Regions from separate parts of the Mus musculus genome. Here regions 1 and 2 are each linked to region 3. Evidence: chromatin loops called from intact Hi-C (ENCODE). Cell type or tissue: heart. All regions are shown on one strand. Region 1 overlaps Ryr2 (ryanodine receptor 2, cardiac). Region 2 overlaps Chrm3 (cholinergic receptor, muscarinic 3, cardiac). Region 3 holds the start of Chrm3 (cholinergic receptor, muscarinic 3, cardiac).

Region 1 (8,000 bases), 1.2 Mb before region 3:
AGTGCATTACTTGCATTTACAAAAAGGTGTTGGCAGTTTTAATACATTTTAATTTGACAAGACATCCTCATGACTTTTTAAATTGAACTATGTCTAAATGATGCTTTATACTTGACAAGGGCATGCTGACATAGGGGATAGCTGGTCTGGGTCCAGATAGCCCACTGACATTCCGATGGAATCCAACTGCTCAAGCTGGACCTCTGTTACCGTGACCATGCAGATGTATATATTTACTCATTTGTCAGCTGCTTCATGTGTCCAATTGGTGGTAACAATTCTGTGCTAATTATCTAGAGCAACAGTCTTTCTAGTCCAGTACATTTAATAATCAGTGCCCCTCCAACCTGCACTCACAGCTACCTTTACTATCAGCACAATCCCTTGTTTTCAAAAGTCCAGCATGAAGCTCCAACACATGTCACCTACAGGTCTGAATAAAGCTGTGATGCTCATGGCAACTCAAAGGCACAAAGCCAGAATCCCTGTGTACTCTGCTCATTTGCCAGTCAGTGGATTATGGCAGAGCTCCTAGCACAGTTAACTAGAGAGGTGGCACAGAAGGTAGGAGCTGGTTCAGTTCCTGGCACTCATATTAGGTACCTCACAACTGACTAACTCCAGTTCCATGGGATCCCACACTCTTTTCTGACTACTTCAGGCACCACATCATCTGGTGTCATATATATATACAATCAGACACATACATCCCCATAAATAAAAAAAAATGATTTATAATGCAGGAGAGCATATACTATTTTCTGAACATTAAAGCTGCTTTCTAATACATAATTTGATTTGAGTGTGAAACTAAATTGGAATTCATCTTTACTTGGTTTGTGTTGTGTGCTTGTTAGCCAATTAAGTCGTTAGGCATAGCATAAAATGCTTTGTCAGACTGATAAAGACAATGTGCAAATAAACTTTGCTTGTGAGCTAAGAAGGTGAGGAATAATGAGAGCATGGATCATATTGGCTTATAGTCAGTAAGTCCGGGTGTGTCCATAGAGTACTCCCCTCCCACCCACCAGTCATACATCCTGTATCCCCCAATATCTGCTAATGTCACCTTGCTTTCAGCTCGTGTTAACTGTTGGCTTATTGGCTGTTGTTGTGTACCTGTACACTGTCGTGGCGTTCAATTTCTTCCGAAAATTCTACAATAAAAGTGAGGATGGTGACACGCCAGACATGAAGTGTGATGACATGCTGACGGTAAGCTCCTGAACCGGCAGGAAACCACCCCATGCCCGCCATCCATGGGCACTGTGCATTGCCTAATCCCCAGTGCAGGAGAGGAGGAGGTGCTTGGCACAATGGAAGGCTGAGTGGCTCTTCAAACAACAGCCACTGCCATTTCAGCAGAGCAGAAAGGACTGTTTTTGAAGATTTCCCGCCCATGTTTGTTTGACTTAGTAATTAGTAGACTTGCTGAGAGACGTAGTTAGAATTGGGGCAAATGTTAGCCTGTGAGTCACACATTCCAGGGTAGCGGGTGAACGTTCCAAGGCCTTTGCTCTGCTTGTCGCACTGACTTTCCCTGATGTTACCCAGATCTAAAGATGCATCTTAACAGAGCTGATACTTTGCTTTTATATTGAATATGTTGTCTTAGAGGTCACCTTTTGGTCTCGGACAGTCAACAGATGCTCCAGCTTTCACACCGTTGGGTGTCACTGTTGTCCAGCTTGCCTCTCTGATGGGTGTCTCTGGAATAATATATCCCATCAAAAGCAATGCAGGGCAGGAAGGGTTTACAATTCTGGAGGGAGAGAGTCCATCATGTCAGCAAAGTCATGCAGCAGGCAGAGAAGTCCTAAAGGCAGGAGCAGGAGCCCGACTGGTCACTCTTCATCCATACTCAAGAAACAAAGCAGCAAGCAGAGTTAGACAATATGACTTCACAACACCTCCCAAGTGACATTTTTCTTCCAGCAAGGTGCTGCCTACTGAAGGTTCCATAGCGTCTGCAACTGTGCTACCCACTGGAGACTAGGTGTTCAGACAATGACTCTATCAGGGAATACTTCATATGCAAATCACAAAAATTACTTTCCATGAGCACTTAGGTTTGGGAGGGGAAAATTAAGCCAAAGGAACTATTGCTAGCTGGAGAGAGCAAGAACTTTTGGTGAGCCCTTCACATCTTGGAATACCTACAAGGGCCGGGTTGTGTGTGAGTGTCAAGGGGGCTGATAGGATGAGATTTCTCTAGAATTTTCTCTAAAAAAGGGAATTTCCTGGAAGATACTCTGGTGAATAGTAAATTAGGTATTTTTGCACCTCCTTGGGAATAGAATAGAGTACCTTGAAGTACATACAAATACTTAAAGAAATTAAGCTATGATAATGTTGCTTTTTACGATCATAAAATAAAAAAAAAACCAATAAGTCTTACTGACCATGTATAAGTCTCTGAGAGCAAAGTGGTAAAAATGAATGCCAATCTTTCTCTTCAAGACAGTAACAAGACAGGTTTGAGTCCTTAAAATAATAAATTTTAATGGCAAACAGGACTTTCTGAATAGTATATAAAACATAGAAACGTGTGAACAGCAAAAATTATTATTTTTGAAAATAACAAAAAATATATCAAGTCTTATAGGCAAACAATAAGCTGGCCAAAATATATTAGCTATGCAGGGATGCTGTCCTGATGGGTAAAGTTCTCATCACACCTTTAAAAAGACATAAGCCAGGGCCTGCAGTATGTTCAGTGGGGAAGGCACCTGCCTCCAAGCCTTACAGCCAATCTGAATTCTGTCACCAGGTCCTGCATGCTGGAAGGTGAGATGCCTGAAAGGTGTCCTCTGGCCTCCAATCCATGTCATGGCACCCCACCCCCACACAATAAACAAATAAAAAGTATTTTTTTTTTTTTTGGTTTTTCGAGACAGGGTTTCTCTGTATAGCTCTGGCTGTCCTGGAACTCACTCTGTAGACCAGGCTGGCCTCGAACTCAGAAATCCACCTGCCTCTGCCTCCCAAGTGGTGGGATCAAAGGCATGTGCCACCACGCCCGGCGTAATTTTAAAACATGATAAAAATAAGACAATAGACAAAGGGTCAACTGTGTGGCTAGACAGTGGATAGTAACTTTAATTCATTCAGTTCACAGGTTTAAGAAGATGCCCAACTATTACTGTAAAGAAAGAGATTTAGGCCAGAAGAGAAAAAAAAAACCAAATTTAATTGTTAAAACATATTAAAGCTTTTAATAACTCCAGTCAGTGGATCTATGGAGAAATTAGCCCATTCCTCATACTAGGAATTAGAATTTTTACAATTTTAAAGAGATTGTACATATGTATCAAAGTCTGTTTGTTATGTTAGTTGCTCATATCATGAGGCACCATGTGACTGATCATCTGTAGTCACAGCTCCTGAGATGACTCAGTTTTCACTCAATATCCATATGCATTTCTAGTGTTTTCCTTAATTTTTCTTAGGACTACCACAGCCTTGCCTGGCTGGGCTTGTCTAGCACTGTGGGATGTGAATACAGAAGGCAGAGAAACTCATCTCCATTTTACTTTTGCCTTGCCATTGCCAAAGTGCTTGAGAGCAGCTTTAAGGCACGGATTGTGTGTCATGGCTCACAGTTTCAGAGGTTAGATTGTGCTGGTGGTGGTACTGAATGTATGGTGGAGCAGGTCAGTTTGCTTCTTGGTGGTCAGGAAGCAAAGAGGAGTAGGTTCTAAAGGGCAAGATAGCTTGGAGCACCTGTCACCAGGACCTGTTTCCTCCATCACGGCCCCACCTCTTCCTCCCTCTACATCTCAGCACTGTTTAGATTCATTCCTTAGATTCATCCATTCCTTCTATCAGAGCTTTCATGGCCTACTTAGCATCCTCAGGGACACTTACTAAACTCTTAGGCGCCTCTTTATCAAATCAAGTTGACCGCCATGCTTAACATCACAGTCTCATTTTAGGATAACTAAGTGGGCTCTTGACTTAGCTAGAGCCTGTAAATCATCAGTCTGAGGGACTTCTGAAAGCCATGAGCAAGACCACTGGTGGCTCTGGATGGTGTAGGCATTCTCTGCATACAGCCATGAGGTTTGTATCTTGCCTTTAACTGTGAAGAGCTTGGGTGTTCTGTGAGGAAGGGTGTCTGGTGCCTCCTTTCAGGAGGAGAAAACTGAATCTTTGCTGCTCAGGCTTATCTCTGTGGGATGAGAACAGTTATCAGCAGGAACTTCAACCCTTGGGTTCTGTCACTTCCAGCAGGTGGCACTGCAGCCAAAGTTTTACAAACTCTAGGACTCACCCAGGGATGTCTTCCTTCTTTCCTCCCAAGATCATGATGTTTCATTCTAAGAATCTTAATTATACTAGCCGTGTCCTCATAGGATTTGAACTACATCTTTGAGAATGTAGGAGGAGAGAGTGTGAGAAAAAAAAGTCTATAGCTGGGGGCAAAATGGTGGTAGCTGAGGAGCCTGGGTGCATAGGCCTGTCCTAGGAAGCTCAGCAGGACCAGAGGACCCTCAGCCCCCACCCCTTTCAGATAATGAGGATAAGAGGCAGCTTGGGGGAAGTTAGCTGCTTATGCACTTACTGGCCATCACCTCAGTTAATTAGTATCCAACTTCATCTTTCCAGCAAGGTCTCTGGCTCCTGCTTCCTGGTTCCCTGGTACCACCCCTCCCTCTGCCACACTTCCTTTGAGCCCTCTCATACCCCACCTCTGTCTCCTGATCTTTCCCCAGGTTTTTTTTCCTCTCATTTTTTTTTTCAGATTCCCTGAAAGAAGTGTAGTTTTCTGTCTCCAAACCACCTTCTTCCACTTTAGTCCTAATTAGGCTCAGTCTATGATAAGAAATGTGGAGAAAGAGGGTTCTGATTTTCAGGAAAAGCATGAAAATTTGACTGCTGAGCCCCAGACAACAGTGGGTATTCACACACCTTACCAGTGTGGCCACCATGAGCTCTGCTTGGAAGTCTGAGGCTAAGAAAGCCCCTCCGACCTCCCGAAGATACCCGGTCACAGTAACATTAGCCAGCCAGGACACCCGCGACCATCATCGTTGTTCCCCATGGCCTCAGGTCTATGTATGAAGATTCACATTCAGAGCAGAGCATGGGACACCATTTTCTCCTTGGTAAAAATAAACAGTATATGTGGTATAAAGAGTTTAGACTGAAAACAGAAGTAAACACTGAAAATAAATTATACTTTCTTCAAAAAGGCACTGTGGACAATTTTTGCCACCAAGTTTCAAGGAATCAATGTAGTGTCCCAAAGGTAGATATTTGGTTCTATTTTTTTCAAGTGACTGTCACTAAAACATCTAGACACAGACTCAGTAGATGGCACTATCAATCTAGACACGAGAGCCTCCAGAAGACAGCGTGTGCTGATAGGCCTAAACCAGTCTGGGTGCTACAGCCTTAAACCAACTCTTTCTAGAGGACTCTCTTGGCCTCACTACCACAAAGAGCCTTTTCTAGGGTCCAGAATAGGGCTGGTGGGTCTAGATGGGTTTTTATAGTAGGGGGGTTCAGGGCAGATGTCATCATGGGTTTGACATTGGCTTATTGTATGTTAGGTTGAGAAAGTACTTCTATGAGCATGGTATTTCATATGATTGATTATCAACCTGGCAGGATCACATGGGGATGGGACTGTGGGCCTGTGAACCAAGTGCTGAGCTGTGGACAAAGTGCCAGGCTTTTCTCCTTCACTGCAGAGGGAGCAGCTAAACAGTCTGGAAGGGGTAAGGGGCAGGTGTTAAATAAGTTAGGGTGTGTAGGACAGGCTAAGGAAGACCTTCAGACTTCTGTCCTGGAAGGATGTGGTTTTGATGGGAAAGGCTACCACCTGGCTCAGAGGATGTACAGCAAACACTTACAGATGGGGAGGTTAATAGAGGGGTAGGATTGTGGGAGGTGCCAGGGTATGAATGTAGAAGTCATTTATTATTATTATTATACTATATATAAAGATACTATTAGCAGCTAGTCAGTAGATGTTAAGAATTCTTATTGTAACTTGCTATGCTGTGTTTGGTTAATGTCCCTGATAGGCCTGCTCTTTTCTGAGGAAGGTGTGCGGGAGATTTATTAGAGGAGAAAGGTAGTAGGGTAGAGGTTGGGGGAAGGGGAGGGAGGGGAAAGCAAACCAGTGGGGATGTAATATATGAGAAAAGAATAAAAGAGAAGAAAATTCAAGAAATTATATATATATATATATATATATATATATATATATATATATATATATATATATACACTTCCTGCTCTTGTTTACACAAGTGCCGAGTTGCCAAAACATTATATATTTTAGGCCTTAATTCTTTCTGCATATTCTTCACTTAATTGATAAGTATATTTCATTTTAAATCTCTAATTGTATATAGAGTTTGAATTTTAAGTAAAAATATATTTAGCCGGGCGTGGTGGCACACGCCTTTAATCCCAGTACTTGGGGGCAGAGGCAGGCAGATTTCTGAGTTCGAGGCCAGCCTGGTCTACAAAGTGAGTTCCAGGAAAGCCAGGGCTATACAGAGAAACCCTGTCTCAAAAAAACCAATATATATATATCAAAAAAACAAATATATATATATATATATATATATATATATATATATATATATATATATATTTAAGTAAATTATGAGTGACATGACTATACATTATTATAGAAAAAAGGAAGTCTCCTAAAATCTAAAATGTACAGGATGGCCCTGATCATAAGGGATTACAGAGTTCTCAAATGCTCAAATGCCTGTGCTGCTAAAGCCAAGCTCTGTTTCAAAGATCTGGCAAAAATCTTTTGGTGCGTCCTGCCTCACAGCTGTAGGAGTTGTGGGTGGCCTTTTGGTTTTAATGAATGAGTTTCTCGTTCCTCTTCATCTCTCCACACCATCTTTCTTCATTTGCCTAGACACTAAGTAGGAAAGATTTCTGCATCCCACTGTATTAGCGTTAAGTGAAGAAGTCAGTAAGTCCTCCTTCATCTAGCTCAGTTTCTAAGATTCCATCTTTTACTCCACTGGACTTTTAATTTCTTGTTCCATGTCTGTGCCATTGTGGAAATAACCAGACAATGTAGTTTTATATAACTCATATTACAATAAAGTGATCGTAATGCTATATTGCCTCATGTGCTTCAAGGCTAAGGCGCTAATGAAGCACTTCTCTGTCTCTCCCAAGCGGCACAGAAGGTCTAAACAGAGTGACCAGTGTGGAGCTTGGCTTAAGAGAGAGTGCAGGAGCCACAGTCAGATCACACGAAGGAGGATTAAATCAGACAGATGACACAGAGCACAGAGATACTTCACATTCAGAATGAGAAATTAGAGAAGAAGACTCGTGTTAGTGGAGTGCCAGGGAGGGTGGCAAGCCTCAGAATTGTCTCTGTTCCTGCCTTCCAGTGTTACATGTTCCACATGTATGTGGGCGTCCGTGCTGGAGGGGGCATTGGTGATGAAATTGAAGACCCAGCAGGAGACGAGTATGAGATCTACCGCATCATCTTTGACATCACATTCTTCTTCTTCGTGATTGTCATCCTTTTGGCTATCATACAAGGTAAGCCACATCCAGCTGTGGCTCTTGGGCATCTTATCTTGACCTTGAGCCATCTGCTGCTGAAGCCAACAATGCAAGGTGGGCTAACAGTATGACATGTTTTCTGCCCAGGCCAGATGGAACCTTTTCTTCTCGTATTCCTTCCTTGTGAAATCTCTAGAGGGAAAATAGAGAAGTATGTGCTGATGTCAACAAGCTAACCTTGCAGCTTTCGCCATACAGGGAATAAGAGTTTACTTTTGAACTGAATTTGAGTAATCACGTCCTGGGTACAAAGATTTATGTCACTCCCAATCTTCTGTTCTAAAACGGGAGCAGTTTTATAAAGCTTTATAGTTTTATAGAACAAAAAAAGGAGTCATAGATCAAGGCAAGTTAAAAAAAATTGGTGGGGATATCAGAGGCGCAGGTATAGTAAGATGGAAAAGGCTTTCCTATAGGCCTCAGATGTTTTCAGATGA
Region 2 (8,000 bases), 290 kb after region 3:
CCTCTTCACTGCCTTTGTAGTTTCCTTGGTACTCAATAATTCTAATAGACATTTTCTGGGCAACAGAGTTTCTCAGTAATTATTCTGTTGAGGATCTGGAAAAGAAAACAATAATTAAATACCTTTACTTATGCTACTTTATCCTGGACGCTGTAACTGAACTTAAGCATCGATTGAAAATAAATATACCTTGAGATGACTTAATTTAGAGAAGGATTCTGTAGCCTTGGCCTTGAAGCACACTCTCAGGCTGCAACAGACATTAAACTCACTTATGAGTATAAATTGGGAATATTTATAATTATTCTTTCCCTTCAGTCAAGATGCTCTCCCCATCGTGTTCCAGTTGGTAGGTCCCAGGGCAGACTCTGTTGACTCCCAGGTGTCTCTATATTTCCTTGCTAAAGAGGGTTTCCTATCTGATCTATATAAGAGCACATCACCCCTCTACCTTAGGTATACCAAACCTCTCACCTACCTTTATCTTTCTTCACTGCTCCATCCTAAATGTGCGTGCGTGTGTGTGTGTGTGTCTGTGTGTCTGTGTCTCTGTATGTGTGTCTGTGTGTGTCTGTGTGTGTGTGTGTGTGTGCATTTGTTTTACAAAAATACAAAAGCCCCCTTTCCGGAAAGACACAGTAAGCTTATAAATCTTACTGACCACACCCACTTTCTGAACAATGTCTAGCACATAATAAACCCTCAATCACTGCTAGTATTTTTTAAATTTGATTCTAGTTTGGTTTGGTTTTCTGGTCCTTTCACTAGGACTTTAGAGTCTACAGTTACAGGGTAATGTTCTACTTCCTACTTAGTGGATGAAACAAAAGTTTCAAAACCATTCTCCTTTCTATATTAGACACCAATACTAAAAGAGACTAAAAGATTCTACCTAAGATTTCTCTCTTGGTTACATTTCTTATTGCTGTGTCAAAATCCCTAACAAAAAGCCACCTAAGGAATGAGAAGCCTATCTTGACTGGTAACTGTTTGAGTGGCTGCAATCCATCATCATGGGGAAGACATGGCGGCTGGAATGTGGAGTTGTTAGTCACAGTGTCTCCACAGATGGAACACAGAAAGCAGATAGAAGAGTAAGACAGGCTCACATCAAGACCTGTCCCCAGTGATGTGTTTCTGCTCACAAGACTCCCATCTTCACAAGGTTCCACTACCTCCCACAACATTGCCACCAGCTAAGAACTATTATGGAAGAAATTTCACATCTAACCCACAACAATCCCATCTCATTTTCTGACTCAACAAATGAAATTACACTATGCCAAAATTTTAATCATTCACATATAGGCTGACCCTACACTCTACTCCTATCTCTGGAGGGCAGGACCCAAACCCACCACTTAAAATACTTTGGATGTTTCTGATGAGCTCAAATAATAATTTATCAACGACCCCTGAGTCCCGAGGAAAGAATTGCAAACGCAACAAATCCTGCCCAAACTTGGCCACTATCACTCTCCCTCACTCAAACCCAGCTCCCCATCTTCAAAGCTGTGATAGGGTCCCTTCCCAAAGCTTGTGATAGCTCTTCCTGGGCTTACCATGTGCTCACCCAACAAGCTCATTCTGAAACATTCCCAGCAAAGAAAGTTCATCTTTATAAGAAAGTGATGGCTGACTTGGTAAAGCACTTACTGTACAGACATGAGGTCCCAGGGTCAATCCACAGAACCCACTTTTAAAAGCTCAGGATGCACAGATGGCTCCGCACTTCCTTCTCTAGCATAGTATTCAGACTTGGTTCCTAAAACCCCCTTGGTGATCACAACCATCTGTGATCCAAAGCCAGGGAATGCAAAGCCCTCTTCGGGCTTCCATGGGCACTATATGTATGGCATGTACACATATATAAGCAGGCAAAACATTCATACACAGAAAATGAAAATAAATCTTTTCAAAAGTGGCTCGCACATGTAATATCAGTGTGAGGGAAGCAAAAGTAGATGGAACACTTGGTCTCAGTGGCCAGCTAGCCTAACCAAATCAGTGAGCCCAAAGCCAGAGGCCCTGTCTCAGAGAGAGGGAGAGGAACGGAGAGAGAATAAACAGAGCTTGAGATATGATAGCCAAAGTTGACCTCTGACCTCCACATAAACCTTCCACATAAATGCATTTACTGTCTTATTCTCTCTCCCTGTCTCATGCATGCTCTCTCTCCCTTCCTCCCCCTCTCCTTCTCGCTCTCTTTTTATTTCTCCCTCCATCCCTTCTTCCTTCCCTCCCTCTCTTTCCCATTCTCTTTCTTTCTCTCTCTCCCTCCTTCATTGCTTCCTCTCTCCCTTTCCTTCCCATTCTCTCTCTCTCTCTCTCTCTCTTTCTCTCTCTCTCTCTCTCTCTCTCTCTCTCTCTCTCTCTCTCTCTCTCTCTCTCTCTCTTTCTCTCTCTCCCCCCTCTCTCTCTGCCTGTGATTTTCATGTCAATTACACATTTTATTCATATCACACCAAGAACTTGGAAAAACGCATGTATCTGTTCACGATCACTGAATGTTTCCTTGGCTCTTCATCAACTTCAGGTAACTTCAGATGGCTTTTGCTGCAGTTATCCTTGGCTGTGATTTGAAATGACTTAACTGATCTGTGAGCTGTTTTCATTTTCTCTGTGTCCTTTACAGAATTCTCTTTACGTCAAAGGAAAAAGGAACAAAGAGATTGTATGAAAGTCATATCTGTCTTAAGAGATGCTTCTTATGAAATAAGTGAAGTATCATTCTTTGGTCTGAAAATAGCAGCATTTACATTTCAGTTTTATTAGAATTGTGTGCTGATAGCACAGTGGCGTTGGGAAGCGGGAAGCATGTTGGTTTCTGGAACTTGAGGATTCTGATTATTAAAACACTCTGCATTTCATACAGGCTTCTTGCCAGTACTTAGGAGACACGAATGCTAAGCCTCTCCCTCTCCAGCAACTCCAGTCCAAGAAATTACTTCCCTTAAGTATCTGAGGGCTCCACTTCGTAAAGACTGTGCCTCCAAAGCCCCAAACACTACTGTGTAAGAATTCTTCTTATGGTTAAGTTGAAGAGTTCACAGTACCGCACATGCATTGTGTATGATGAAAACATCGTCTGACCTCAAGGTAGCTTGATCACATCCTGCTCTCCATCACACCTCAAAAACGGAATTTGACCACATAAGAAAAGAACCTATTTTGGGGCCTTTCAGTTTACTCAGGATTTAAACATGGGTGTCATATTAAGATATGCCAAAATCAGAGATGTGGCTTGCCTCCTAAAGCCCCTTCAAGTACTAGTACCAGGGCCAGAAGGCATTGCCTAAAAGGAAGTGTACACAGGCAGAACAAACAACCCCTCCTCCTGCAGCAACTGCATGAAGGTGCCCCGTGGGGCACTTCAGTGCCGTGGTGGAGGACTAGAGCAAATGTAATACACAGTGATGTGTTGCTGGTGTGCTGTCTCCCTCTAGGGGGCTTAGAAAAATGGACTTGGTGAACTGAACGTGTGAGATCTGAACCGTAGCTACAGCCCGGCAGCTTGTGTCTACCCAGGCAGAGCCAAGTGCTATCTGAGTCTCTCAGGAGGGAAGATGGTATTTACCCTGTAATCATCAACTGCAGCTTCTCTAAAGGTTGATTTCCTGTCCTCTCTTCCCTTCCTCAGTAGGTTACCTTTCTTGTTTCTGGGATCGAATACCTGACAAGAAGCAGCTTATTGAAGGAAGGGTTTATTTTTGAGGGGAGATGCATGGTAGCAAGGACGCCATGGTATAGGGAGCTTGAGGCATCTGGCAACACTGTGAGGAAGCAGTCAGTGAAGGAAGGCCTGCCAGGCTACAAAGCCTCAAGACTTACTCCAGTGACCCACATCCTCCCATGAGATGCAATGGCCTACCAGCTCTATAACTTCCAAACCAACACCACCACTGGGATTCAAACACGTCACACACACACACACACACACACACACACACACACACACACACACACACACAGGGCTACATCCCTTTCAAACCACAATATCTCCTAGCTGTGCCAAGCCTATTGCTTGGATTATTATTAAAACAATAAGATTAATTTGTTGTGGGAAGCAACCAAAAAGGAGGTTTGGGGAAAAACAGAACTGTGGCTGATAAAATTCAAAATGATGAATCCAGCCATAACCCTCTTCGGAGCACGGCACTGTGGAAGATGGGTCACCTGCTTCTTCTATCGTGGAATCAGCTATGACCCCAGGAGCACTGCACTCGCAAAGAGAATTCTACATGAAGCTATTTATCCTATTATGTCAGCTAAAGCTGGGAGACATATCCTAGTTTGCCAGAGACCTCTGCAGTTTATAGTTCTGTGTCCCCTGGTCTCATTATATCAGCCCCTTTCAGGGAGAAGTATACCTCAGGTTAGATAGTAAGGTGTGTGTGTGTGTGTGTGTGTGTGTGTGTGTGTGTGTGTGTGTGTGTGTGTGTGATATGAGCACAAATATTGATAGTCCATTACATGATTTATGGACAAAGCATAAAACCACATGATCATCTGTTACTCTGAAAGACTTACACTCTGTTCATTAAACCAGAGTGTGAAGACACTAGATCTCTCCTATATCAGCAATTCAGAAAATTTTGTAATGAGATTGGAACAGATAAGGAACAGTCAGGGACTGTTCCATTATTGAAACTTCCGGTGAGCCAAGATCAGAAAGATGCATCTGAGTTCCCTTGGAAAAAAGGAAGTAGCAGAGGCAGAAGATGGTGTGTGCAAAGGTCCTGTAGTAGATGGGAGCAAGGACTCAGGACTTGGGGAGGGGGAATACAGAAAGGACAAAAGTGTGTGTAGCCCAGCAAATGAAGAAATGAAGCTGCTGAGGTAGATCAAGACAAAGAGGGAAGCTGCAATGTTTTAGGTCAAGGTCACAAACTGAAGCACACTCATGAATATCAAATGCAGCATAAGAAAAAGACTAAAGGGCTCAAGGAAAAGAATCAGTTGAGTGAAGAAAGGGAGGTCCCATTGAGTGACATTGGGACTGGCATGCCTGGTACCTGACCCCTCTACATGAGCCGTGACCATGGCACCTGCAATACAAGGGATTGTTTGAGAGGCAGGGGGTCTTAATGAGTGATGGATACCTTGCTGATGTTTACAGTACAGATTAACTGATGAGGTCAACATAAAAATGGAAAAGAATAAAAGAGAGAGAGAGAGAAGCCAGGGAAGGAGTGTGGGCTAGATCTAGCAAAATGGTAGGAAATAAAAAGACCTTGAAAAGAAATCAGAAAGAAAATGGCTAGGACAGGTAGGGGAAACTCAAGAAAATGTTACAAGGAGATGAGATAATTATGAATAAGGAATAGTCAGCGATGTTGAACCCCACAGGTGGAGTCAGCAGCCCCCACAACCATAGTGATAGAGTCATCAGCCAGCAAGTTACTGATTACCTTGGAACTAGCAGCTTCTGGGAGGAACCGATAGGAACAGAGAAGGCAAATTCAGCTTGGTTAGGAGCAAATGGCTGAACTGAGTCCAAATGACCCTGGTCAACAGAGCTGGAAAGGAAGAAGGCCATAGGACTAGAGTGTGAACAGGGATAGACCGAAGGAGCTCACTGCAGGTTTTATTCTGTTTGTGTCTAGAATGCTTATAAGTGGTGCCATCCCGATAAACCCGGCCTCGGGGAGGGGCGGTAGATAAAAACCTTGATTTATAGCGTTTGCAGATAGCAATGGTGTAAAAAGACTCAAGTGATTCCTGGAACTGGGCTGTCAGTGTGAGCTCAGTGAATAGCAGAGAACCAAAACCTAAAACCAACCACCACCTTCAAGGCCTGCTTCACAAGAGCCAAGGGAGGGAAGAACCGATGTTGAACATGGTGGGTAGATAAAGAGCGGGCAGATTGGGTCTGAAATAGAGGTGGGAAGATTGGGGTTGAATTTTAAAAAATAACTTTCTTGTGAGTTGGGTATGCAAAGGTATGCTTGGGATAAATACATAAGAGGAGAGAGAGCTACGCACGCTTTCACTTTCTGGGTTACTTTCCCTCTAAGGACCAGAGGACTTCATTGGGAGTGTGGAAGCATGGGCTGAACATCGTGTTAGATTGGAAAGACAAATTAAGATCTGAAAGAAAAGGGCACAGACTCCTATCTGGGCAGAGTTGGGATCCCAGGGATGTTGAAGACAAAGGCTTTGCCCCAGCACTCATCCATGAAGTCACAAGAATTTATCAGAATGTAATAGCTAAGCTCTTAAAGACAGAAATAAAATAGTGACCTTATTTGGAGCTGAAATCTTTTAGGAGGCTGTGCATCGGTGGCAGAAGTTCTGGGAAGTGGTGGATATTGGCAGGAGAATATTTGAAGTGATCAGCCATGGTATTTTGAGTTGAAGGGAAAGAATAAAGTTGAGCCAGAGGGAGTTTGTCAAAGTAAAGAAAGACATTACTTTATTACCATAGGGAGTTGGGGCCAATTTCTGGCATACAAAGAGTTTTAGCATCCCTGGAAAGCCCTGCGGGAGAGCCGAAGAGGTCACATACTCATAGTCATGCATACCCAGGCACATACATACCTATGGATGCTTCATGAGTAAAACAACAGAGATGGAGGCTTATAGCTGCCAGCCACTGATAGGAATGACAGCAGCTTTCTACAATCCTGCACGGTACCCTAAGCAGTTTAGCGGCTCTTCTTGCCATTTGCTTTCTCAGAGATAGTTGGCTCTTTTAAACTACCTGTCATTTCTGCCTTAAACCTCACTCAGGAAAGTCGCACACATCCAACAAAAAATCAGTTCCCTTCCACGGATTGCATTCTTCCTCCTTGAGAACAGACCTTCCCCAAGGCCTCATCCCTAAGTGACGTGTCTTGTTCAAGCCAGACGGTACTAAGCTGTGCTTGCCTCTGGCATTTTATCAAGTTACCTTATTTTATATCATTCGTTATATAGAAAATTGGTTAAAATAGACCACAAAGGGGAAGTTGGGTTTTTATCCTTCATTGGGATGTGACTTGGTGCCATGACAAGTGAATGGTGGAGTTGAAAAAGAAAGAGTGTTATTATTTATCATAGTATTTTGCCAGATTCCTCATGCTCTAGTCTCAAAAAAACATCAAGAAAGAGGACATTGAAGGTCATAACATCCCTTAGAAATAAAAGCAAAGCTTTAATCAGTTGACACAGAGACAATGAAGGATTGAATGCCACCTGCCAGAGCAAGACCTAACACCACTGAACACTGAACACTGAACACCGGACAGAAGGTAAATGAAGTGTGTCTGTTCCAATCACGACTGGAATTTTAAGTGAGAGGAATGGAATAAACGCAGTTCGGAATTTGAAATAAATTCAGATCGGAATGTGTCTGGAGACTGAGGTTTACATAAGAACTACACAAAGCTCAGAGCGTGACCCAAGGTGAAGTGTTCCTGGCATCTCGGAGTGAGATATGGACTCTTGAAGGACCAGGGCACAGACACTTCATCCAGAGTCATTTATTTCTTCTTGGAGAAGAAAATGCAGACGTTTATATAACATGCTGGAGTGGGAGTAATATTTCTCAGACATGGTATTTCAAGTTGAGTGTTACCAATAAAATATTCCCATCAAATATCCATTCTTCTTTTCCTTGATTCCTGTTACCATATTCCTCTTGCAAGTCTCTGGTAGATCACACAATTCTACAACTGATGGGTGAAAAACAAGAAGTGGTTAGAGGAAACTTAAGGTGTGAGTAGACTACAAGGAATTCAGAAACAAGCGCTAGTGGCAATGGACTTAGACCATTGCTGAATCACGTTCCTTGAGCTAGTGACTGTACAGGAAGCACATAGAGAGGAGAAGACTCTCTGTGCAAAACTGAAGAAGGAACTGGTAACCAGCAATGCATCTTTTGTAAGGTAAACGGCTTTCTACCATGGAATGGAAAAACGTTCTGGCTACAAGTTTTTAAATACTGGATTTAGCTGGGGCATGAGGATGACAGGATGATGTGAGATGCTAGACCTCAAATAGGAGATCGTGTGTAGATT
Region 3 (8,000 bases):
CTGTTTTTATTTTTTTTCCCACCGTGGCAGAAGTACTCCCAGGATCATAAACATTCTAAGTAAGCGTTCCTCCACTGACCTATATTCCCACCCCCTCATTCTTCCATTATTATATTCTAATATATCATGGAATGTTCTCACTTTGATTTTTTTTCCACTTTCAGGACAGTTGAGGTAAATATCAATTAAATTTCTTCAAATGGATTTGTTTACTCTTTCTAGGAATGTAAATCATTCTTTTCCTTCATTTTTTACTAACTCTGTGACATGAATGATCTTTCCTGCATCTTCACATGTCTGGTAAAATTTTTTTCTAAGATTTATTTTCATTTATGTGTGTGTGTGTGTGTGTGTGTGTGTGTGTGTGTGTATACACAGGTGTGGGGGTGCCTATGAAGACCAGAAGATGGCATCAGATCCCCTGGAGGTGGGGTTAACAAGCAGTAGAGAGAGCTGAACAATGTAGGTGATGGAAACCAATGTTGGGACCTCTGAAAGAGAAGAAAGTGGTCCTAACCATTGAGCCATCTCTCCAGCCCTAAGTCGAGTGCTGCAGGGTGCAGTTGTAGAGAGTCTAGCTTATAGTTTCTTTTTCTAATGAACTTCCAGAGCTGTGTTCTAGCCAGTGGCATTATTGTTGACCACAGTAACCTTTCAAAGAACCCCCCCCCCAGTCCAAAGTCTTTATACATATCTATCTCACATGTGTTCTTTATAGCCAGCAACCACACATCTAAGAAGTTGCTTTTACCTAGGAATTTTTAAGATTTCTAAGGTGTTCACCAAAGTCTTTCCATTCTGGAAGGACCCAGATTCAAATATTTCCTTGAAAGGCATGTTCTAAAGAAACTCCACATAGATCTCAGCCTCTCTGCCCCACACTCCATCTACCCTCCAGAAACATAGGCCTTGCTGCATGTGAAGATCTCAGCCTCCTTGCCAACCACCAGCTCTCTTGTCACGTGTTTTCACCCAGAAAACTGGCCTGACCCTGCTGAGCTTTCACCTCTCTGTATTTTTTTTCTATTTAAGGAAAATATGTTTCATAAAGAAAAAAATAGGAATATGCTCATTCAATGTAACCTCAATACCCTAAATTCCAATCTTCCATTGGCCATGCTTTATACCTACATGTATTATTTTATATTGTCTTCACAGAGCTTTGTAGCTATCTTACAGCAGAAAGAGAAGTATTTGATTAGCTACTTTTATTATTTATAACCAGAGGGTTCCCCTTAGTAACTGAATCTTATAATTTTACTGTATGGGTTTATTTTTTCTTTTTTAGACAGTAAATATCTAGGATGTGTTTAATGTATACAGAATATCAACATATATTTCATCCTCATTTGATCTGCCTTCTTTCAGATCAGTATCTAAGAGTAGATATTCATGGGTGTCTTGCTTTTGACCTGTTACAAACTAGCATTGATCTTAGTCCAGCTCATGTTCAAATCTAGCAAATACACGTTACACTTTCCGCTGAAGTGCCATTGAGCAGTAGGTCTTCTGAACAAAAAGTCAGCAAACTCAGAAACAAATTTCTTATTTGAATCAAATATAATCTACTTAACAAGAAACTCAGGGCAATTCTATCCGAACTGTTAGTCTGTAGTTTATTCAACACAAACATTAAATTTTCATTTATCATGTTCATAGAGACAACAGGAAGAATGCTTAGGATAACACACACATGTCACTTATGCATGTATCTGAGCAGAGATGATTGTTTTGCACACACACACTCACACACACACACACACACAGAGAGAGAGAGAGAGACAGACAGACAGACAGACAGACATATATTCCTAAGGTGTAAATATTTCCTTTCCTCTCCTGACTATTCACAATTGATTTATTTCATGGCTTCTTTAGAGAACTACTACTGAAGCTTATCCTCAAACAAAAATGTAAATGAGGAAAATACCTAATAAAAATATTTTTAAAAAGAAGAAGAAGAAGAAGAAGAAGAAGAAGAAGAAGAAGAAGAAGAAGAGGAGGAGGAGGAGGAGGAGGAGGAGGAGGAGGAGGAGGAGGAGGAGGAGGAGGAGGAGGAGGAGGAGGACTTGACGACGACGACGACACTTGGATGTTTCTGAAAAGCATGATCCACAGAGCCTGGTCTATGGATTCACCAAATACTATTGAAGGCACCTGTATTCATACCAGTGAGAGTGCAATATAACTTAAATCCACTTTCCTATCAAATGAACACTTACTTTCCTTACCCTTTTACCTTTGTCTTGCTTTTCACTATGGGATTTAAGGGCCCTAAAATGGAATACATACCTCACACTAGATATAGTATATGTTTCATGCATGTTATCATTCATTCTTATAATCCACCAATTAATATGCCTTTTATCAATATATTTGGCATAGTGGTTGTGAGACCCTTGCAGACACTTAAACCCAAAGGTGTTCAAGACCCCTATATAAATGTACCATTCATATATGGCATATGTTCTTCCATTCTTAAATCCTCTCCAGATTACTTACAATACTAATCACAGTGCAAATGCTATATAAGTAGTTATTATACTTTATTGTGCAAGGAATAATAATAAGACAAAACCAAGTACATGATCAGAATAATAAAACTGTTTTTTCCTTGGAGTCTCGTGTATCCTAGGCTGGCCTCCTCCTCCCTGTGTAGACAAGGATGACCCTGGACAGCTGATCCTCCCAGATCCATCTTCCCAATGTGGTTATGGATATGAGCCACCATGGTTTCTGTGGTACTTGGAATCAAACTTAGGACTTCATGCATGTTTAGCAGGTACTCTGCCAACTAGAGCTGCATCTCCAGCCCCAGATGAACTTAAAACAAATGCTTTCAATGTGTGGTTTGAATATTTGTTTTGAAACGTGGAAGAACATGTGAAGACAATAATCATCTTACCAACTGAAAGGGACGGAAACAAGAGTCTGCTATAGGATTACTGCTTCCCACCTCAGCACCCAGCATGCAACTCACCTGAGAGCAGCCACAGGCCTCCTCATTAGAAATTTTCTTTTGACTTGAATTCCCTCTAAGAGCAATTTAGTTGTGTTTCCCTTAAGGACTGTTCTACCCAGGAAAGACAGTCATGAAAGGAAGTGCCGTACTAACTATTCTATATTCCTTGACAAAATTTCCATATCACATCTCTCTCTTCTGTTTTCCTTCTTGCTCTAAATAGAACCAAAAATAATGTTGCTTCTTTTTAAACTGTGAAGTTTTGTTTCCTGTTGTGCACACCTGTACTCCTTCTCTCTTATTCCTCTGACCTCCTGCTTCAGCCTTACCTCTCTCTCTCCTTTCTTCCTTCTTTGCAGTCCCCCTTGTCTCTTCTTCCCAAAGACACTGTTGCATTGGTCCACTCTTATTTATTTATTTAGAGATAGGCTGTCTGTATGGCCCAAGCTAAACTTGAACTCATGGGCCATCCTGTCGCAGACTGCCAAATCCTAGGGTTACAGGCGTGTGCTTTTATAAGAATGTTATATCATCATTTTTATCTGTGTTTAGGAAAAGCCACATACTGCTGCAGCAGCAGCCTCCTTAGTATCTAGTACTTTGTTAGAGCTCGCTACTCTGTCCTTATTTAGTTACTTGACATTAGTCTATAGTAAGTAATCCCCCTTTCTCCCAGCTTCACATTCCTCTGGAGTTGTATATGAATTTAAAAGCCTGGCTAGGTTTGCCAGAAATCCCACCACATGGGAAGAGGGGGGAAGAAAGATCAAGATGGGAGTTCAAAGCAGACCCCAGGGAAGAGGAGGGCTAGAGAAGCAAGAAACAAGGAAAGAAGGAAAGAGGGAGGGAGAGAGAGAGGAAGAGCAGGAAGGGTCAGGGATAAAGAAAAAGAAACAAAGAGAGGAAGGAAGGAAGAAGGGAGAGGAAGGTAGAGAGAGAGAGAGAGGGAGGGAGGGAGAGAGAGAGAGAGAGAGAGAGAGAGAGAGAGAGAGAGAGAGAGAGAGAGAGAGAGAGAGACTAGTGAGACTGTGGTTTAATTTTCCTGGCTGAAAAAAAAAAGTGTGCACACATGTGCATATGCACGCAGACGCGTTCTTTTCAGCAGTGCTTCTCTAATTTCTCCTAAAGTGTAAACTTCTGGGGAGCAAAGCTGCCCTGTCCTCTGCTACTTCGCTCTGCATAAACAAACGCTCTTTAAATCTCAAATCGTACACGCACCATACTGTCCCCTTGAGAAAGGTTGCCAGCCGGCTCCTTTATTTTCTGGAGCTGAGGTTCACTTGTCCATAAGTTCAGTCCAAGAAATCGCATTCTTCATACCCTTCTAAGCAATTGAAGGAAACCCACTTCAGACTTCAAATGGAACACGGAAACATCTGATCAACATCAACCCTTGAAACACTGAGCGCAAATAGGGAGCACGTGAGGCCACGCTGGGTGGGTGGAAACTCCTCGCCCAGGTTCTGTGCCCGGCCTCTAGCGATCCTATCCGAAAAGTACCCAGGATCTCCCTGGGCTGGTTTCCCTCGCCCCTGCCAGGCGGAGAATACAGCCAAGCCAGCACGCGGGGAGAAGCGAGGAGCCCGCGGTGCCACTGGGCATGCTCAGAAACAGAGCAGGTTTAGGGCTCCAGCAGGCAGCTAGTGAGTTACACTGAAAGAAGAAGGACTAGGAGGAGGAGGAAGGGGAGGAGGACGAGGGCAGCAGTAGCCACGATCGCCACCACCAGGCAGAGGAAGAGTTCATGAGGAGGGACAGATCTCCTCCCACTTGGAGCGCCTTCTGTCTGCTTTTGGAGAAAAGAATAAAACATATACAAAGAGGCAGAGAAAAGGAATGAGAAGTGAGAGAGCAGGAGGGTAAAAAAAAAAAAAATTAAGGCGAGATCAGAGAGGGCTGGGGTGGGCAGGGGCGCGCAGGACGCGGGGGCGGACTAACCGAGCCCCAGTGCGGTCGCCCGGGCAGGTGCCACGGCTGCTGCCGAGAGGCGGCATGTGACGCGCGGCCGCAGCTGCCCGCGGGCGGAGCGCGCTCGGACCCGGGAGCGCAACCGCGGGCCAAGTCGGCTGCAGCCGGGAGCCCCGCACTCGCGACCGGCCGGGAGGAGCCCGCAGCTGCGCTTGCACCCAGAAGCCGGGCGATGCAGACAAGGGCGGCTCCGAGGCACGAGCGAACCTGAGGACAGTCGCTGTCTCCGAACTCCCTGCTGCGAGAGACCGAGGTTCGGTAGAGCGGACTGGACAGTCCGGGAGATTCGGGGAGGCGCGGAGGACTGGAGTGGGACAGCCACCTGGAGCACGGCTGCCAGGTAAGGACGTGCGCTGCTCGCTACCGCGCAGTGCAGAGAGGCTAGCAGCGAACCTGACCCGGTTTCTTGCCTTATCTGGTGGTGAAATAAGGGGAAAAGTTTTCTGCCTCCGTAGGAAATTTGTTTGCTGGTGGAGTTTAAAGGAAGGACTGAGGAGGGACGAAGAGAGGTGGTTTTGTCAATCTAGGGGAACAGGAACTGGATATCTGTCTGGTGAGGAGTTGGAGCGCAGGGACGAAGGGTGGAGAATGCGGAGGTGGCACCCGAGCGCCTGGGAAAGACAGGGGCAGGCGGTCAGTGGCCAAGAGAGCACCCCTGTCAGCTCACCCGGATCCCTTGGGCTTCTTTTTTCTCTCTCATAGGCAGGATCCAAAAGCGAAGAAGGGAGCGCCAGAGCTGTTTGTCTGGGCTCCTGTGTGCTGGGTCCTCTGTGGGCCTTTCAATACCGTTTTAATTTTTTTTTAGGAAAGCTAAGTCAGATCCCTGCCAACCTTGCAGCGAGGGACGACTCTTGGGGTCACTTTTCTGGAGCGAAAAGGCGGTTTTCATTCCACGCCTGGTGACCTGGGAGAGGGTACTGCGCCAGGGCGCGAGTCTACTCTGGCTCAGCCAGAGCTGCTAAACTATACCGGATCTCTTCTCCGGAGTCTTCCCGCTCCTTTCTGGCACAACCTCGTTTCTGTGCGCAGCTTGTTTCTATGTGGTGGTTTTTAAACCGCTGAGGTCAGGGAGATGGTTGACCCAAAGGGGTAGAATTCACTTGTCCACTCCACGCTTTGAGTATTGGAATTGTGACGCTGCCTTGTCTGCCGGTGTGTGAGACTCTCCTTGCACGCAAGGGTTGGAAGTAAGAGAGGAAAGGAGCATTGGGGACTCGCATCCATATGGATGCATTTTTCAAAACCGCAGACCTTGTTTTGTGGATAAGTGTTTTGAACCTGTCTGAAGTCTGTAAGCATATATGCCACCATCCACCCACCCGACTCCACTGATATTCTTGACAGGGTTTTGAAAGGGTGGCAGACTCTGCTGTTAGGGAAACTGACCACTTCATTGTGAGCTTTCAACAGATCTTTCCTTTCCCTCTTTGCCTCTGAGGTTCAACAAGATAGGAAATGTACCATTCCTGGACACACACACACACACACACACACACACACAGCACTTTGCCCCCGCCCCCACCCCTTTTTGGGTTACTATTTGAAAACAGAACATATTCTTAAAAGCCTGCTTAATAATTATGGAGTCCAGAGCGTTTCATATTGGGAAAGCACTTATTCTGCAGGAACGGTTCAACACGGTTTCCTGTGTTTAAAACAGTGCTAGTGGATTTGCTGGAGAGATCTTACAGGAAGATATACCTTTCAAAAAGGAGAAAGGGGAGCCTGGAAAAATGCACACATGGATGCGGTGGATGAATATTAAACAGGAATGAGGTCTTTCCATTGCTGTGCCACTCGCTGGTGGCTCCCTGCTGTGGCAGGAGCTGGTGTTGGGACGTATACATGTGCAGGGGTCATGCTTACCTCTTCCATGTGTGATCTCATAGGCCACAGAAGTGGAGTGTGAACCCCACATCTACCACTTGATAACTCTGTCTTTAGACGATGTTTGTGTGGCTTGCCTCCGTTAGCTTAACACGCAGTTACCTACTGTTAAGCCAGAAGGCATGTCATTTCCGAAGTTCTGTAAGACAACACAACTTTAGCAATGGATTACTCTATTAAAAATAATGGCTGCAGATCCGATATAGACTGTACCTTAGGCTTGGGGAGGGTGATTTGAGGTGGAATTAAACAGGAAAACAAGAGTGATGTAAGACTTTAAAACAAACAATACTAGATAATGATTTAAATGGACTCAATAGTTTAATAACAAAATGAGATAAAAGGCAAGACCTTTTGAGAAACCTTTGAGCATAAATCTTTGGTCGTAGAAAATTGTTAGGCAAGGGTGTAATTTGAAGAAGTAGATTGTATGGAATTGGGTGAGATTTAGATAAAGACTAGACATTAAAATAAGAGTAGTTCTGTCTTAAACCTACTCTAAAACTTATGTACGAAGCTTTAGGGAGATCTGGAAGGATTCACTGCTTTTTCCTGACAGGAGGCTGGACAAACCTTGCTTCAAACATATTTGTTTCTGAAGATTGCTGAAGCAAGGATAAATACGCCCTTTAACATGTATCTTTTCATTTTTCCTTATAAAAAAATAAATGACTTAACTTTTACACAAGAAAAAAATGTTATTTTAAACTATAATATATGAGAATACAAGCTCATTTTAATTGTACTTTATTTAATTTTTAATAGTAGGTAACCTGTTGAATGTGAGGTGTGTGGAAGGGTAATGTATAGAGCTAAGATTTCTTGGATTCGTGGTAATAAACTGAATACAAACTTAAAGGTTATGATTCTAAGCTTTCTGAAGTGCTAACACTTATTTTTAAGGTTTTTGTTTTTTCTTTTTGTTTTTTTTTTAAACCTAAAATATCACATATCTTGAGCCAACATAGTGTTCTTGCCTGATAATGATGTTAGCCTTGGCAGATTCAGTTGCTTACACCTAAGTGGCCTGGACATCATCACTGGGTCTGGTTTGCAGTGTGGGACGTTTACATGTAGAGCACTTGTGGTGACCCTTTCCACCAGGGACGAATAAAGGGTTCTACAGAGATGTGTACCCCAATCCCCTTCATGTATGAAGCCTAACTTTATGTCATGGTGTGTT

What was found. Peaks named below come from ENCODE experiments on the same cell type or tissue, not always from the same donor. Only the 100,000 strongest peaks of a DNase experiment are listed, where the experiment ranks them.
Region 1: it touches region 3 in a loop (4-fold over the local background); 2 of 42 quality-filtered maps call a loop at or near these places.
Region 2: it touches region 3 in a loop (2.1-fold over the local background); 10 of 42 quality-filtered maps call a loop at or near these places.

The regions. Positions count from the first base shown.
Region 1 is chr13:11,560,063-11,568,062 of GRCm38, reverse strand. Ryr2 (ryanodine receptor 2, cardiac) reads left to right here. Exons shown (of 105, transcript NM_023868.2): 100 at 1,081-1,215; 101 at 7,383-7,539. Among named protein-coding and RNA genes, the nearest start is that of Ryr2, 540 kb to the left of the region's middle. In heart, a CTCF peak has its summit at 4,221 (motif pointing right); no DNase peak of the experiment used is centred here.
Region 2 is chr13:10,066,797-10,074,796 of GRCm38, reverse strand. The region is part of intron 3 of Chrm3 (cholinergic receptor, muscarinic 3, cardiac); the gene reads left to right. Among named protein-coding and RNA genes, the nearest start is that of Gm40665, 270 kb to the right of the region's middle. In heart, a CTCF peak has its summit at 3,436; no DNase peak of the experiment used is centred here.
Region 3 is chr13:10,357,534-10,365,533 of GRCm38, reverse strand. Chrm3 (cholinergic receptor, muscarinic 3, cardiac) reads left to right here and starts at 4,731. Exons shown (of 5, transcript NM_033269.4): 1 at 4,731-5,270. Gm26861 (a long non-coding RNA gene) reads right to left here and starts at 6,055. Exons shown (of 7, transcript XR_001780860.2): 1 at 5,598-6,055. In heart, a CTCF peak has its summit at 4,702; a DNase peak (open chromatin) is centred at 4,493; H3K4me3 peaks cover 2,195 bases; H3K27ac peaks cover 377 bases; H3K27me3 peaks cover 3,370 bases.